Regions from separate parts of the Mus musculus genome. Here region 1 is linked to region 2. A link is a loop called in an ENCODE intact Hi-C map of the cell type or tissue named here. Cell type or tissue: left cerebral cortex. All regions are shown on one strand.

Region 1 (8,000 bases), 48 kb after region 2:
TTCTGGCATTAAAGGTGTGTGCCATCATACCTGGCCCATGCCCCACTTTACATGAGAGCTGAAGATTTGAACTCAGGCCCTCATGCTTATAGTGAAAACACTCTTGCCCACTGAGCCAACTCCCCAGCCCACCATTCAAGATCCATTCACATTCTCCTGGCCCACTACAGTGGCGTTAATCTCTGCATATGTTGTCAACTGGGTCACATCCCTGCCTTATCCATTGCCTTAGGACTGTATGCTCTTGGAGGATAACATCCATGCCTAAATCTTTGTTCTGTTCTCAGCATCACACTTACCAGTAAATGATGAATAAATGGAAACATAATTTGCCCACTATGTTAGGACACTATGCTGGGTCCTGAGTTTTAGAGATAAAAATAAGAAGAATGTTATAATACCACAATAAGACCCAATGAATGACTAAGTGAGAGAAGCAGAACTTATATTTGATATGTATATGGTGGGATAATTAAAGAAATTTAACCTAAGGCTAAGGCTCAGTGGGAGAGCAGTTGCCTAGTGTGTGTGTGAGGTCCTGGGTCCAATCCCAGGAGAGAGAGAGAGAGACAGAGAGACACAGAGAAAAACAGAGAGGTAGAGAAACGAAGAAGCATGAGCTCCACCACGAGGACCCGAGCTTGAACCTCAGCATCCATCCATCCATCCATCCATCCATCCATCCATCCATGTAAAAACCACCGAATCTGGTGAAGCTGGTTGACCGCTGGTCGCGGTGACACACAACTTTAGTCCCAGCACTCTGGAGGCAGGGCAGGCAGATCTCTGAATCTGAGGATAGCCTGGTGTACAAAGTGAGGACATCCAGGGCTTTACAGAGAAACCCTGTCTCAAAACAAACAAACAAACAAAACAAAGACCAAGACAAAGCAAAACAAAAAACCCAAATAAACCATGGTGGCGAGAGCTTCTAGCATCAGTGCTGGAGAGGCGACTAGATCCATGTAACTTGACTGTGAACCAGCCCAGCCTAAGCAGTGAGCCCCACATCCCAGTGAGAGGGACTGTCTCCCATCTCAGAAATCAAGGTTGACAGCTCCTAAGGAAGGACACCCAGGTCAACTTCCATACATGGATGCTCATGCACATACACACACACACACACACACACACACACACACACACACACACACACACCAGTTAAGGACACCTAGACTAGACAAGTGAGTTTGGACAGTGATGTCACAGGATCATCAAATGTTTAAAGACCTGACAATAGAAGAAGACTTGAAATTTTCACTCTTTTTGGAGTGAAGTGAAATATGGCTCTGATGTTAACTTGGCAGTGGGAATGAGTTCAGAACTCTCAGAGTGGAGGTGTGAGTGGGTGGAGGGAAGGCAGAGGAAAGGGTTGCAGGCTTTCCCTGCCCCTGTGCAGCCTATAGAACATTGTTTCTACAAAAGTATTTGTGGAGCATGGCAAGCCTTTAAACTTCAAGATGATTTTTTTCCCCTAAGATGCCAAGACGTATTTTAAAGGAGAAGCAGGGATTTAGTCCAGGAAGGAATGGTAGAGACGGATTCAAACCTGGATTAGGATAGAAAATGAGTCAAACAGAGAGAGGGAGAGAGAGAGAGAGAGAGAGAGAGAGAGAGAGAGAGAGAGAGAGAGAGCGCCTTTGATGTCTTGATGATCAAGAGCTGGGGCTTAAGGACCAGACTCTTAAATCATGTGGCATTTACTGGCCCAGATTTTTTTTTTTAAAAAAAAATACTCTTGTGGATCAGTGTGTATGCTCAAAATGGCGAGCTTCCAAAGTCAGTCTTAACTCTCTAATGGTAACATTTGGAAGGCTTCCTGTAAGAACGGAAGGGAGCCATTTCTAGAAGGGGCAGCTTAATGATTTTCTACTCCCCTACCCCCAAATCGTTAACCAGTGTTCCTTTCCCAGAGCCCAAGTTCATGCTGAGGGCAAAGGGAATTAAGCAAAGGGCTGAACCTGGAGCTAAGATTAGAGAGCTGCCAAAGGGCCTAATTTTAGGTCCTTGCTGCCCCAGCTGACAGGCTGTACTGCTGGCTCGGCCATGGGGACCACAGTGTGGCCATGAGCTGGTGCCTGGGTGGGGAGAGCTGTTCCCTGGCCATCTGCAAAAGCAATTAGCTCACTGATGGGTGTGTTTTGAGAGGGACTACCAATAATTTCTCCTTCAACAAATGTTTCTTCAGGTGTTCAAGGGTCCGGGAGGGAGAGCGTCAGGGCTTGGCAGACATTCCCGCAGGCTCGCCCGCCCTGCATTCTAATGCTGACGTTTTCCCACTTAACAGTGATCTCCACATGGGAACCAATCCTGGAATTCCTGGGTTTTCATGGCAAATCACCCTTGATCAATTTCCTCTGGCTCTAAACTTACTGCCACAACCCAGGGACAGTGTCGTTGGAGACTCAGCTTGATGAAAATCGGCAGAGATTGATGGGGACTAGTCTTTGATTTTGTGGGGAGTTTGCACAGCAGCCTTCTGTGGGGATTTGGGCTGTCTGTCCTCTGGTCTCCATATATTTTCCACTTACAGGCTTCATGCTTAATTGTCTTCTTCAGAGGCCAGACAATAAGAGCTGGCATCTTCCAGATCAAAGGGGAAACAGAATATATTTTAAAGTGACAACTTGGTTATTCTGCGACCAGAATAATAAACTGATGTAAATATAAGCCCCTGAATGGAGGCCATAATGAAATGTTACCAAGGGAGCAAAACCTTTCTTCTAATTACAGCAAAGCAACACTCCTCAAACGTCTTTGGCAAGCATACATCTTATTTTTTCACAATTCTCGTGCCTGCAGCAGCCCGCCTCAGCAATGGAGATTTTTCTGTCCCTGCAGGTTGGGAGCTGGGTTTACCCACTGGGTCTCTCTGTCTGCAAAGCAGGCTGTTAACAAAGGCTCTTTGCCAGGGGCAATGAAAAAGCAGGCTAGTGGTGGTACCCAGCCCAGGGTATGCAGCCCTTAGTGGAGGAAGAGCCCTTGGCGAGGGCCACTGTTGTCAAGGTGCACAGACAGCCCTGGAGGCTCCTCTCCAATTCTCCCAGTACCTTTGCTCTTCCCGCCTGCTTGCAGCACATCCCAATGTCATCTTTCTATGTGTATTTCTATACCTGCCCCAAGCACACATGCACACATGCACACACACGCGAGTGCACACACACACACACACACACACACACACACACACACAGTTGCACCCCTCTTCCCTGTCTCTTGGCGCTGGCCCTTTCATCTTCTCCCTCAGGGATTCGAGATGTCGCTGCAGGAAGTGCTTGTCCGCAGAGGCAGCAGCCAGCAGAGCCCCGTGGCTTTGACAAACCTCATTTAATTGGGAGGAAGCCAGGAGAATTTGAAAGAACTGAAACATCCACGAAACTCCTTTTATCAGGCATAATTTAAACTCTGCATGGAAAAACCCCTATATGTATAAAGAAAAGTCAACTTCCCTCCCGCTGCGCACACTCCGCATCTCCCCCAGCACAGGCAGGCTCCTGCAAGATTCCATCTTTTCATTTTTCTCAAAGTGTCAAAGTAGATTTGGGCTCTGCAGCAGGGTGAACAGAGAAGGAATACAGATTGTTCTCTCCCTCACTCATGTGCACACACACACACACACACACACACACACACACACCCCTTTAGATGGTGTGAGCACCAGAGTCCATTGATTGAAAACTTTGCTTCTGCTTTCTAGGGAGAATCAAAACCCAAGTTCCTACGAGCATACATGTCCGTTTGGATGCTGACTGCTGCTTCTTAATTAAAAGCTGGTGCCCAGAAAACCCTGATGATCCCAGCAGTTCTCAGGGCCCAGAATAATAGACTCTGCAGGAAGCTAACGGGGACATTTCTCTAAGTAGGGGGATGCGAGCATTGTGTACAGACAAACACGCTGTGCATGTATGGGATGTGGTAGAGTTAGGTGTCCACAGAGGGACGGATCTTAGGCACAGATGGGAAAGAGGGGAGCACAGCAGGACAGGCAGGCCAGACCCACACGAGACAGAGGTGCCAGGCCAGGGTAGGCGCTACAGCTCTACTGCAACGCCTTTCTTTTGACCCACTAGCCCAACCCCATCTCTCACCCTTTCCAGATTCACCTCCAGGCTCATCCATCTCTCTTGGATTATCCCCATTTCTCCTAAGTCACCTCCAGCAAACGTCTCTGAACATCTGCAGCTGATTATACACAGATTTTAGCTGTTCTGATATGATTTGTGCTAATCTGTGTAAAAGGTACCCTGTTTCCTCTTCTTCACCCTCTTTTCCTCCCTCTCCATAAGATCCTCGAGGCCAAGGCCAAGCCTCTTGTTTTCCTCAACTTTTTATAGCACTCCATGTGTTCTTGACACTTAATGGCAGCTTAATAAATTCTAATGGCTGCCTCTTCTTACAGGGTTAAGTAAGATATTAACCTCAGATGTATAATGATGGTTATTTTTAGAGATCTTAAGTGACTCACTTTAATAATGAAATTCCTCAGTAGTCCCAAACTAAGAGATTTTGCTGTTTCATGACGATGTCTGAGATACAGGGAAACTGGGCTTACAAAGCCTAGCCAAACTGGGCCTATGCTTCTTGGGAAATAGCTCTGCATCCCCAGACACCCCATCCCGACTCCCACCCCACTCCCGCCCCATTCGCCTCTTCCCAGGATGACCCCCAGGCCTTCCTGCTCAGCTTTCTTTTCTTTGGCTTAGGACTTCAAACAACGATTTTCCATTGAATGTGGATATTTTCAAAGAAACCTCACCTAAGGATACTCTGCCCAGCCCACCCTACACAGCCCAGGCCTTGACCGCCACCCACATCCTCCTTGTAGCCATTCCTGGCTGCATTCTGAGAAACCCAAGAAGAGCTCCTGCCACGTGACCCCAGCCCACAGCAGATTTCAGACCTGGAGGATGACCCAGGCACCGGCAGCAAAGGCTGGTTTCAGGGTAACCTGTGTTTGTAGTGGGCAGCTATCCTGGGAGGACACTTCCCCTCCGCCAAAGCCCAACCTCCAAGCTTCCTTCTGTGGCATTGTGTTACCAATCAAGAAGGGCCCATCACTCCTTCCTGACATATGCTTGTCACCTCTCCTCTTACTCTCTCTGCAAGAGGGAAGCAGCTTATTAGAAACATTGGTTTTGCTTCTCCTGTCAGCAAACACCTCAGAGGCAACCTTCCCTGTGTGTAAGAAAGGTTTGCACCATTACAAGGAGGTCCTTGTCACCTTTCCCCACTGGTACTTCAGAGTTTTAAAGAATCTTACTCAAATCTCAGGTAAGGCCAGGTCCCCTGCTTCTCTCTGGAAAGCAAATTAGTCTCTGACTTCACTTCTGGTTGCAAATTCTATGACTCGCCAGTGTTGAGGGAAAAGCCATAAGATGAGACTTGATGTATATTCATGCACACACGTGTGTGTTTGCACACACTCACACACTCACTTACACATACTCATATGCATATGTATACTCAAACACACTCATATACACACTTGCACGCACACACACTCACCATCAGGAAGCTGGTACAACTGGGATGGCAAGACACTGAAATAATCATGAACGAGCGCTTCTTGGGCTGAGACACGGTCCCTGGGGAAGCCTTTTAGCATCTGGGAGGCCAGGTCTTCAGCTTCAGGAACTCCACCCAGCCTGGAAAAGTGGAAGGAAGAAATAGTCTCTCTAGAGGCCGCTATTCTGCAAAAATAAAAGGGGAGGGGGTGGATAAAAACTGAGGAAGAAGTAACGGGGGCTTAACGTGTCTCTAACATGCCCTTCCTAGGCCACAGATGGCAAATGTAAATAACCAACACAAACCTCTTACCTGGTCTATCACTAGGAGGGAGACAATAGCAACCGTAACCTTCACCATGTCCCAAGGCACAGTGTACACAAAGGACACAGATTTGTGAATACAGAGGCAGAAATATATAATTAAGGCTTCCTCTTGGAGGAACACTGTAGCCCCACCCAAGCAGAAAGACCTAGTTGGCAGAATGTTCCAGGCTCTGGATACCAAAGACAGAAAGCATGGAGTCCTGGAGGGGAGGAAGGAAGGAGGCCATTCTGGAGAGTGGGCGTTGAGTGGAAATGTCCTTATTAACAGGGTTTCTGAAGCTCAGCCCCAGGGTTATCAGCTAAGAAGTTTCCTTTGTTCCTCTTGGGATGGAGCTGGGCAGGAACAATAATCATGTACCCAAAACTCCAAACTGATCCATCCTCAAGCTGGCCTTGTGCTGATCTACAGATTTGGAGATGAGCAACTAACACATGTTATCAGGTGGCTAGCTCTGGGAGGCGTAAGGCAAAACTGACCCCTAGTAGGGTTCAGGCACTCACCAAGCTATCACACAAATGCAGAGACATCAGTGAAGGAAAAGGCACTCCCCTAGTGTGAAGGTTTATATTCTTGGGGTCTGCCCTTGGGGAGGTAATTAGGTTATGGTAAAAGATCCTTCATGATGGGCTCAGAACCTCCATCAAAGGAACTTTGGGGAACCCTTTTGTTTCTTCTACCATGTGAAAACATTCCAAGAAAGCATTGTGCATAAAGCACAGTGCCCTCACCAGACATTAAATGTACTGGAGCCTTCACCTCAGACTTCCCAACCTCTGGAACTCTATGCTCCTCTTGGACATGTGAGATGCAGGGATGCTAGAAGTCCTGTTCTACAGCTATGATTTGTTTAATGTTTGCATGAGATTTGCATAAGAAACTTCCAGGTCTCTGATTTATACAATATAGAACTGTTTCTGCAAACAGATTACTAGTCTCTAACTCCAGAGTAATTGCTTCATAGACAAGATAAACACATTTGGAAATCCCGGGATAGGGGCCTGCTTACTTGCTGTGCCATGAAGGAGGACTGGTCAGCCAATTCTCCATGCCACATGCCCTGTCTGGGCTTTGTGACTGCATAAAGCAGTAGCTGCCGACCCATCACTTAACACACGTAAAGTATGGCTGTTCTCAGAGGAGCAAGACAACAGCTAACCCCACTGTTACCACTGACTTTCACAGTAGGGCACGGGGCTGCCTACCTGTGACGAGTTCACCTGCTACTGTGCTTTCCCCTACACCATAGAAAGGAGAAAGTATATGGCTAGTGGGGCCACTTTTCTAATGCTTTCCATTTAGGATGTGGTAGACCCCCCACAATAAGAAACACCCATCAGGAGGAAGACACAACCATTAGGAAAGCTGGCCTACAATTGCCAGTCGCTCTGAAACTTGAGTATCTACTCACTAGGCCCACGTTAAAAAGATCACCACTGAACCCATAGATAGGTGCATTTTTAGTCCTGTACACAGTCCTACCACACCTTCATAGGAACCATGAGGTAAGGCTGGAGACACCTCAGCTATTCCAGATTTACCACACTTGCAAACTGAGTCTGTTGCAAACCTGCCCAGTGGATGAATCCTCTACTGACCTTCTGACTGACCCTGGCCAGGTGACCTAGCTTCTCCAAGCCTCAGCTTCATCCTGTTTGGCACCAGAATGTTCTAGAACATTACTGGTGAGAACAAATACAACAGATGTGCAGTGGTGGCACATGCCTTTAATCCCAGCACTTGGGAGGCAGAGACAGACAGATCTCTGAGTTAGATAGAGGCCAGCCTGCTCTATCTAACTTGAGTTCTGAGACAGTCAGGGGTACACAAAGAAACTCTGTCTTGAAAGAACAAAAGGCAATCCTCTCTACCCAAAACCACCACCACCAACAACAACAACAATGAAGGGAACAACACACAGCCCCCAGAAGCACATGATGGGTACATATTCTTTGTCCTCTGCAGAGGCAAGAATTTTCTTACATACTAATACAAATCAACCCTGCCCAATAGAATTCTCCACAGTGATGGAAATAGCCTATTTTTGCTCAGCCTAATACGGTAGGCACTGTCCATAGGTGGCTGCTGAGCCCTAGGAATATGGGTTGTGTAACTGAACAACTGAGCTTTAAGATCAACTGGGAGTAATTTCAGTTTAGATAGCTAGCTGG
Region 2 (8,000 bases):
TATTTATTGTATATGTGTATACATCATATATATGTATATATACACATATATGTGTATATGTATATATATATATATATATATATATATATATATATATATATATATACACACACACACATATATGTATATATGGTATGATGGATATATGGAAGTTTGAGAGAAACTCTGTGGATCTGATTCCCTCCTGTCCCTTATATATGGGTGCCAAGGATCTAAAACAAATGTCCAGGCTTGTAAAACCTGTTGATGCCAATCTTCCTGCTATGACTAACCCGTGATCTTTTGCTCTGTTTTAGAGAAATGGCAGGTGCAGTTAGCTCTTCATAGGCATAGAGAGACTAGCCAGGTCAACCCCTGACCTCTTCCCTATAGATACAGGCAGGCATTCTTATGCCATACAGTTTCCATCTGGGGAGGGAGTGGCCGATAGACCCACACCAGAATGCAGAGTCATCGCTGGAATGCAGTGTTCTCTCTGTGGATTCTACTAGTTGCTGCAATTCACTGTGCCATCTGGGAGCAGAAAAAGTGATTTTTAAATTTAATTTTATTATTTTTATTTTATTTTTGAGACAGGGTTTCTCTGTGTAGCCCTGGCTGTCTTGGAACTCACTTTGTAGACCAGGCTGGCCTTGAACTCAGAAATCCGCTTGCCTCTGCCTCCCGAGTGCTGGGATTAAAGGCGTGTGCCACCACCACCTGGCCTATTTTATTTTTTTTTAATTCATCATCCAGGAAGTACAGGATCTGCAGGAAGAAGAGGTGCCCACCAGGAAGAACAAGATGGGTCTCCCACACTCCATGCTGGCCTGGCACCTTGGGCATCTCACTGGACCCTCCTGAGTGTCAAGTGTCCTCCTTTTTGTAAGGGTAGGACCATCTCACAGAGCCTCACGGGATGATCAAACAAGATGTAGGTTTGGTGCTGTGGTAGAACACTTAAATCTATCATGCATGAGGCCCTGGCTTTGACCCTCAGCACCAAAAAGGTGGGGGAGGAGGTAAGGTTAAGAGATAAAATGGCTGACTCTTGCTGGATGAGAAATGGGATTAAGTCTAGGATAGAGCCACTCTTAGCCCCCTATTACGTATGGGTTTAAAGAATGCTATGTTTCCTAACCTCGTTACCTTTCCTTTACATCAATCATGCCACGGTAGCTTCAATGTATGTGAAAGAATGAGGTGATTTCCTACTAAGCTACTGCAAGACTTCAGAGTACTACGTGCAAGTTCCAGGAGGCAGTGTTCTGGGCTAAGCTCCTGTGCAAGCTGTGCTAGGCCCCAAAGACCAAGGTAACGCATCAGAACTGTCATGCTGAAGTCCTGTGCCACCAGGATGAAACTGAGCCACTTCTTTCTCCTTTGAGAAATCAGGATTAGGAGATAACAGCTGGATTTCCTAAGTGGGACCAGTTTCAACTGGCACAATAGTCAGATTCCCTCTGCCTTAATCCTACAGCTAACCTCAGGTAACCTGCTTGACGGAGCAGTTTCCTATTGTTCTGTCTCCCTGCCCTGCCTTACAAGGCAAGGAACTTTGAAATGACCAATCTGTTCCTCATGTTCAGCCGCTCCTGCCTTCAGCCTTTTTCTGTCTGGAGAGCCAGCCTCCTCTGCTTGGCTCAGGAAACACATTCTGGTTTATGGTAGGAAGTGTTGCTCAATGCTAGACTAAGAAATAAAGCCAATTAAGACCTTTAAACTGGGCTCTTGTAATTTGGTCCTTTGGCAGCCCCTGCTGCACTGATGCCCGTGGAGGAAAGCCAGTCAACAGAAGATGTCCATCAACACGGGCGTTTTCCCCTCTGGGGTGGGTAAACCCATGATAACAGTTTCCGTATAATCATAGGCACACTAGGGGATTCCCTCTGAGATAGCAGGGCCCTGGGGCGAAGGATGGGGAGGAAGGGGTGTTTATAGGGGATCAATCCAACATCTTCATGGGGGCACTGGGCAAAAGGGACACTGGACAGACGGAGCGAGAACTTGAAACTTGAGTTGCCATTTGTTAGCCTTTGGGTTACCTCTGTTGAACCCCCTCTCTTCTCTCTTCCTGAAAACAAGGCACAAAGAGCAGAGACTACTCACAGCTGACTCTGAGGACAGAGTAACAGGCTGTTCATCTCTACAAACCAGGAAGGGAGGCAGGAGCTGGACAATATTGTGACTTTGATCTCTGTCACGTGTCCCTGGACCCAGGGCCAGCAGAGAGAGCTGTAAACCTAGTTAATTTGCTGAGGACACCAGTATGTCTGCCATGTCTCAGGAGCTATGTGTGGAAGATATCATTCATGAAGGGTTATCAGATAATGTAACAACAGCTTTCACTCTGGATCCCTTGCTAGGGACCCAGTACTGGGCTAACGGCCTGTTTTCCTTATTTGTTAATGTGAACCACCAGCCTTCACATTAACCTGATAAGGTGATATTATTCCAACACCAACTATTATTATTTTTATGAGGAAAGGAGGCCAGGGAAGTCAAATAGGAGTCCAAGATCACACAGCAGTGCAGGGCAGAGCTAAGACTCAACCAAAGCTGGAAGACCCCAGGGCCCAAGTTCATGCTTTTTGCTCCCACGTACGGCATCCTAAAACCTTCATCAAGGAATCCTAGTTTAAACAGGAGACAGCCAGATCTCCAGCACTTCCAGCTCAGTTCACAGAGATGACTAGCAGACTGGAAAGCCAGGATTTTCACTGGGAGGGCTTGTAGATCTCAAATGAGAAGCGGCCATCTTTGCATGTAATAGTAACCCAAAGCACCAGGTCCTCATTTGTGGCATTAATGCTTGTAACACAAATCACAATATTTCTTGCTTTCTTTTTTTTCCTTTTGTGTTGTTGTTTGCTTGGTTTGGCTTGGCTTGGCTTGGCTTGGCTTGGCTTGGCTTGGCTTGGCTTGGCTTGGCTTGGCTTGGTTTGGTTTGGTTTGGTTGAGACAGGGTTTCTCTGTGTAGCCCTGGCTGTCCTGAAGTCTGTAGACCAGCCTAGCCTCGAACTCAGAGCTCTGTCTGCCTCTGCCCCGGAGTATTAGGATTAAAGGTACACATCACCACAACCCGACTTAGAAGTCATAATATCTCAGCAACACTAATTAGTGGGTACAGATGCCAGAAGCAGCCGACTCCATGTCAAAAGGCCTCTGGTCCTCCCAGGCACCGGGCCACTCCCTCCCTGTGCTTGCCCACTTGCCAGCAGCAGAACTATTGTGACACAAACCTCTTCAAACTCAAAGAGCTCCTAATCAGCTCGCACCCTGAGAAGAAGGGGAAGGAAGACAACAGGAATGCTAGCAGGGGCAGTGCAATAGAATAGCTCACCCAGAGGGACTTTACTCCGCAGTGACTTTACTCCACTGGCCTACCCCTACCTTCCCCAAAGAGAAGGTATAGACCAGTAAGAGGGGAGTTGAAGGTGGGACTGGACAGAGACAAGCACTTTGGAGGTCCAGGCATCTATTTTTAAACTCTGAGGTCTCAACCCAGCCTTGATTTGATGTCACACATTCATTTAGCGCTCAGCCATCCAGCAAGTGTGACTTCCTCGGTCCCCAGGAAGTAGAGGGACTGCTGCTTTCTCTTGAGGCCTCCAGAACCAGAAGGCCAACATTGTGGGTGTGCCGTTTCACACCCGAGGCGTCTACCATAAGGGGACCAAGGGGCAGACGGGAAGGAAAACATCCCCTGATCCGCAGGGGTTGCCTCCTGCTCCGTGGGAGGCTTGGGTACCAGCCAGGGTGGAGGCCAGAGCCAGGGGAGAGATGGGTGTTACTGAGTGGCGGGAGCCAAGAACAAACGTGGGTGAAGTGGAAGAGGCCTAATTTGGTAAGAGCTGTGTCATAACTGTCTCTTCAGCCACTGGGCAAGATGACTGACTGCCTATGCACTCGTAATTTCAAGATCTGTACAGATCCATATTATCAACCCCAGCAGGTTCAAGCAGGACTTTCATTATTGGCATTGTTTTGCCTCACTGCTAAGATTCTTGGTCTTTAAGTCATTACTTTCATTAAAAAAATTTTTTTTTTGTAGCTACTCAGTAAAACCCAAGATGTATGTATGTACGCTATTTTTAAATAACTTTCTGCTCATATCTTCCTGATTTCTGAGCTCACTTTGCTACTCAAACTTCATGGAGTAGACGGTGTTGGAAATTGGGCAGGCTGGACTGATGGTCTGGTAAAAGGCAGAGTTAGAACTAGAACTTTGGTCTTTTGACTCCAGATTCAGTGTTCTTCTGTACCTGACAACAGCAGTGAGCCGCCAACCAAGACAGGACCTTTCAAAACTGTCCTTCCTTCTGTAACCCTGTAGTCCAGGTTAGCCTCAAACTGTGATCTGCCTGCCCCAGTTTCCCCAGTGCTAGGATTACAGGTGTGTGTCACCATGCCTAGTTCCCATCTTTTCTTTTTTTGGGGGGGGAGGGAGGTGAGACAGGGTTTCTCTATATAGCCCTGGCTGTCCCAGAATTCACTTTGTAGACCAGGCTGGCCTCGAATTCAGAAATCTACCTGCCTCTGCCTCCTGAGTGCTGGGATTAAAGGCGTGCACCACCATGCCTGGCCCATCTTTTCTTTTTAAAACAAAAATGTGTGTGTGTGGGGGGGGGGAATGGGTGTGAGGGGTGGGCACTCTCATGCCATGGTATGTACATGGAGGTCAGAGGACAACTTCTCTCTGTGAGTGAGGTTTTCTTTTCTACCTTTATGGGTGGTTCCAGTTTGTCAGGCTTGTTCAATAAGACCTAAATCTTATCACCTAAGTCAGTTCACTGGCCCCATTCTCTCCTGTTTTAAGTTAAAATTAATGTGTGTGTGTGTGTGTGTGTGCGTGTGTGTATGTGTATGGTCTCACTATGTAGACATGGCTGGCATAGAAGTTGATGTGTAGACCAGCCTGGCTTTGAACTCACAGATCTCTGCCTGTTTCTGCCTCCTCTTTCTCCTGTTTCTGCTGAGAATACCACCATACCTAAACCAAAACTACTACTACTTAATAATAATAATAATGATAATAATAATAATAAACTTTTGGAGAAAGCCGAGTTTTCCCAGACTCATCCTGCCCCCATCTTTTCTGAGCATGCCCACAGTGTTCCTGTCCACCATTTTAACCTATCAAATATATGCTCTGTGGCCCGAGCTCAGTTTGCCCAAAAGTGTGTCTGTCATCTTTCCTCCTTTAACTGAACATGCTCAGCAGTATCTTAACTGAAGTGCTTTCTCACTGTGACTCTGAATTGGTTCCCCAAGTGAAATTCCAACCCTTGCCTGCTTTGATTAGCACTGGTGCCTTTCTCACTGACCACAGTAACACATCCTCTCCCCGGCATTGCTTGGCCCATCGAGCTTAGGCTATCCAGTCACAGAGATGAGAATCCACTGCATTTAGATGCACAGAGGTCTGCAGTCTCGGGAAAATTAAACCAGTTCTTAGGGCCCCATGACTTGTCTGACTTTACCCAAATCCAGAACTCAGGTGCCTTGCCCCTAGGTGATGAAAATTAAGTACATGATGCTCTAAAGCAGCCATTACCCAAAACTCACTTCTTCGTGCATCTGTCTCCGACGCAGCCCCTTGTGGGTCCTTTCTCACAGGGCTTCTTTTTCAAAGCCCTACCTCTTGACCAGGCCTGCCTTTCTTCCTACTCCGGTTCCTGTCCACTCTGCTGCCCCCGATCATTCATGAGAATCTTCTCCACCCCAGATGTAGCCTCTGGCACTTCAAAAAATCCCAGCGCAACTTGGAAAGACATGTGCGTTTAGAGTGCATGGACAACTCAATAGGAGTTCCCTGCTTTCTGGGTTCCACCCTCACTCCCGTCACTCTTACTTTGGGGTTCGTCTCTCTCTGGAAAAGGTCTGAAGTAGACATAGAGTTAACACAACTCACCTCTGGTGTGTCTATGAGCGAGAGCTTGGCATTAGTTAGAAACTTGGTTGCCAGCGGCCTCCTCCTCATCTTCTGCTCCCTCTTGCCAATAAAATGACCCATTTAAAGCAGATTTTTCTGATTAACAGGCTTCTTATAAATGGCTTCAGCTGTACTTGTTGATTTATATGGCTCAGGGAGTGTTGCTCAGCTGCAGGCCTCCTCCTTTGTCCAGGGTCCCCTGTGAATCACCATGCCCTGGTGATGTGGTGACAGGGCACAACATCCTCCGAGGGGCATCTCCACAAGAATGTGTGTCTCTTTTCTCTTCAAATTCTAACTGTGGAAATGTCCAAACAAACAAAGTTCAAAAAAAAAGATGTACTAATAAAACCCTTTGTAAGCCCAGTGGTGGTGGTGGTAGTGCACACTTTTAATCCCAACACTCCTGAGGCAGAGGCAGGCCAATTTCTGAGTTCCAGCCTAGCCTGGTCCACAGAATGTATTTCAGGACAGTCGCGGCTATGCAGAGAAACCTTGTATCCAAAACAAACAAACAAACAAACAAATAATGGAAACAAACCAAAAAATCCAAGCCCTTTATGAACTGTCACCTGCCGATTATGTTTGGTACCCTTGCTGCCTCTCAAACTGCCATCTATTGAGATTATTTGAAGTCATTATTTAATCCATGGATATTTCAGCATATTTTCTAAACAGTAAAGACGATCTTGACTTTAACATAAGCACAATACTATTATTACATCTAAAAACATCAACAATAATTCCTGAATATTAACTGATAGCCACCCAGGTTTCAAAACTTCCTGGTTGTCTCATCAATGTCGTCTTGTATTTAAATTCATTTAAGTCAAACTCCAACACTTGCATGGTGCTATGAACTTGCAATCCCGGCCCTAGGGAGGCGGAGAAGAAGAACGTGGGTTTAGGACAGCCTAAATGTTGGTGTTGTCTAAATAAAACAATCCAGTCATTTCTCAATTACTTTTAATTAATGTGATGACTCAAGTGGTTTTCTAAAAAACAATACCTTTCTCTCTCTCTTTTTTTTTTCTTTCTCTCTTGCCTCCAGGGTCACCTTGATAGGGATGTTGCCAAAATATGTGCTCACTGCGTCTTCAGCAATAAAGAAATCCTGAAAGACTTTACTGATACTGGAATGGGGTTATTCCCATGGGCACTGCCCTAGTCCGGGCCTGTACCTGTTGTACCTGGAGATGCTCTAAGACCCTAGGCTAAATCATCTTCTTCCAATACTGGTTGTCACACTGTGGCCCCAGAGCACTGAGTAGTTACCAGTCCACGCATGCCAGTCTCTCACATTTATTAACACACAAGTGTCTACCACAAGGTGGTGGATCTGCCATCCACAGGCTATCACTTAAAGAGGAAGTGGGCAGACAGCTGAGGCTACTCATCCCGGTGGGTAGGATTGGGTGCCAGCTGACTGAAGGCCAGACCTATTTGTCTAAACTTGGAGGGGCCTTGCATGGCCGTGCAAGATGTTTAGAGGGAAGGATCAGCCGGAGGCGCCTTTAGTCCCGGAAAGGGTGTGACTTGGGGGGAGGGGGCTCCAGGGACCTTGTGATCTCCTGTGGAGCCCCTTTTTCTGCGCTGACCTTGCTGCTATCCAGAAGGAAGGCAACGAACAGGCTTTCTCTTCTCGCCCTTTCACAAGTCCACACAAACCATTACTGGCAAACACTGGAAAGCTGACACAAATACCAAGTCCATACACCCTCAGACTCACAACACAAACTCAACACAGCCCCATCAGTATCACAGACTTGTATAGATACACAGACCACACACACACACACACACTTATTTGTTTATTTTATGTATATGAATGCTCTGTTTTCATGCATAGCAGAAGATGGAATCAGATTCCATTACAGATGATTGTGAGCCACCGTGTGGTTGCTGGGATTTGAACTCAGGACCTCTGGAAGATCAGCTGGTCCTCTCAGCTGCTGAGCCATCTCTCCAGCTCCCAGCAGGTTTTCTTAAATCCTGGAAAAGATAAAAAGCTTTGGAGTGCCTGAAGACTTGGGGAGTCTGGTTGGGGCATACAGTGAGCAAAGCCAGCCTGGGGAAGGTGTAGCAG

The links. Peaks named below come from ENCODE experiments on the same cell type or tissue, not always from the same donor. Only the 100,000 strongest peaks of a DNase experiment are listed, where the experiment ranks them.
Region 1: it touches region 2 in a loop (1.9-fold over the local background); 2 of 42 quality-filtered maps call a loop at or near these places.

What each region holds. Positions count from the first base shown.
Region 1 is chr1:59,328,504-59,336,503 of GRCm38, reverse strand. Cdk15 (cyclin-dependent kinase 15) reads right to left here. Exons shown (of 14, transcript NM_001033373.3): 12 at 5,506-5,645. Among named protein-coding and RNA genes, the nearest start is that of Gm51625, 36 kb to the left of the region's middle. RefSeq lists an enhancer at 1,071-2,581. In left cerebral cortex, no CTCF peak of the experiment used is centred here; a DNase peak (open chromatin) is centred at 3,395.
Region 2 is chr1:59,376,871-59,384,870 of GRCm38, reverse strand. No RefSeq gene overlaps it. Among named protein-coding and RNA genes, the nearest start is that of Gm51625, 12 kb to the right of the region's middle. In left cerebral cortex, no CTCF peak of the experiment used is centred here; DNase peaks (open chromatin) are centred at 1,608 and 3,733.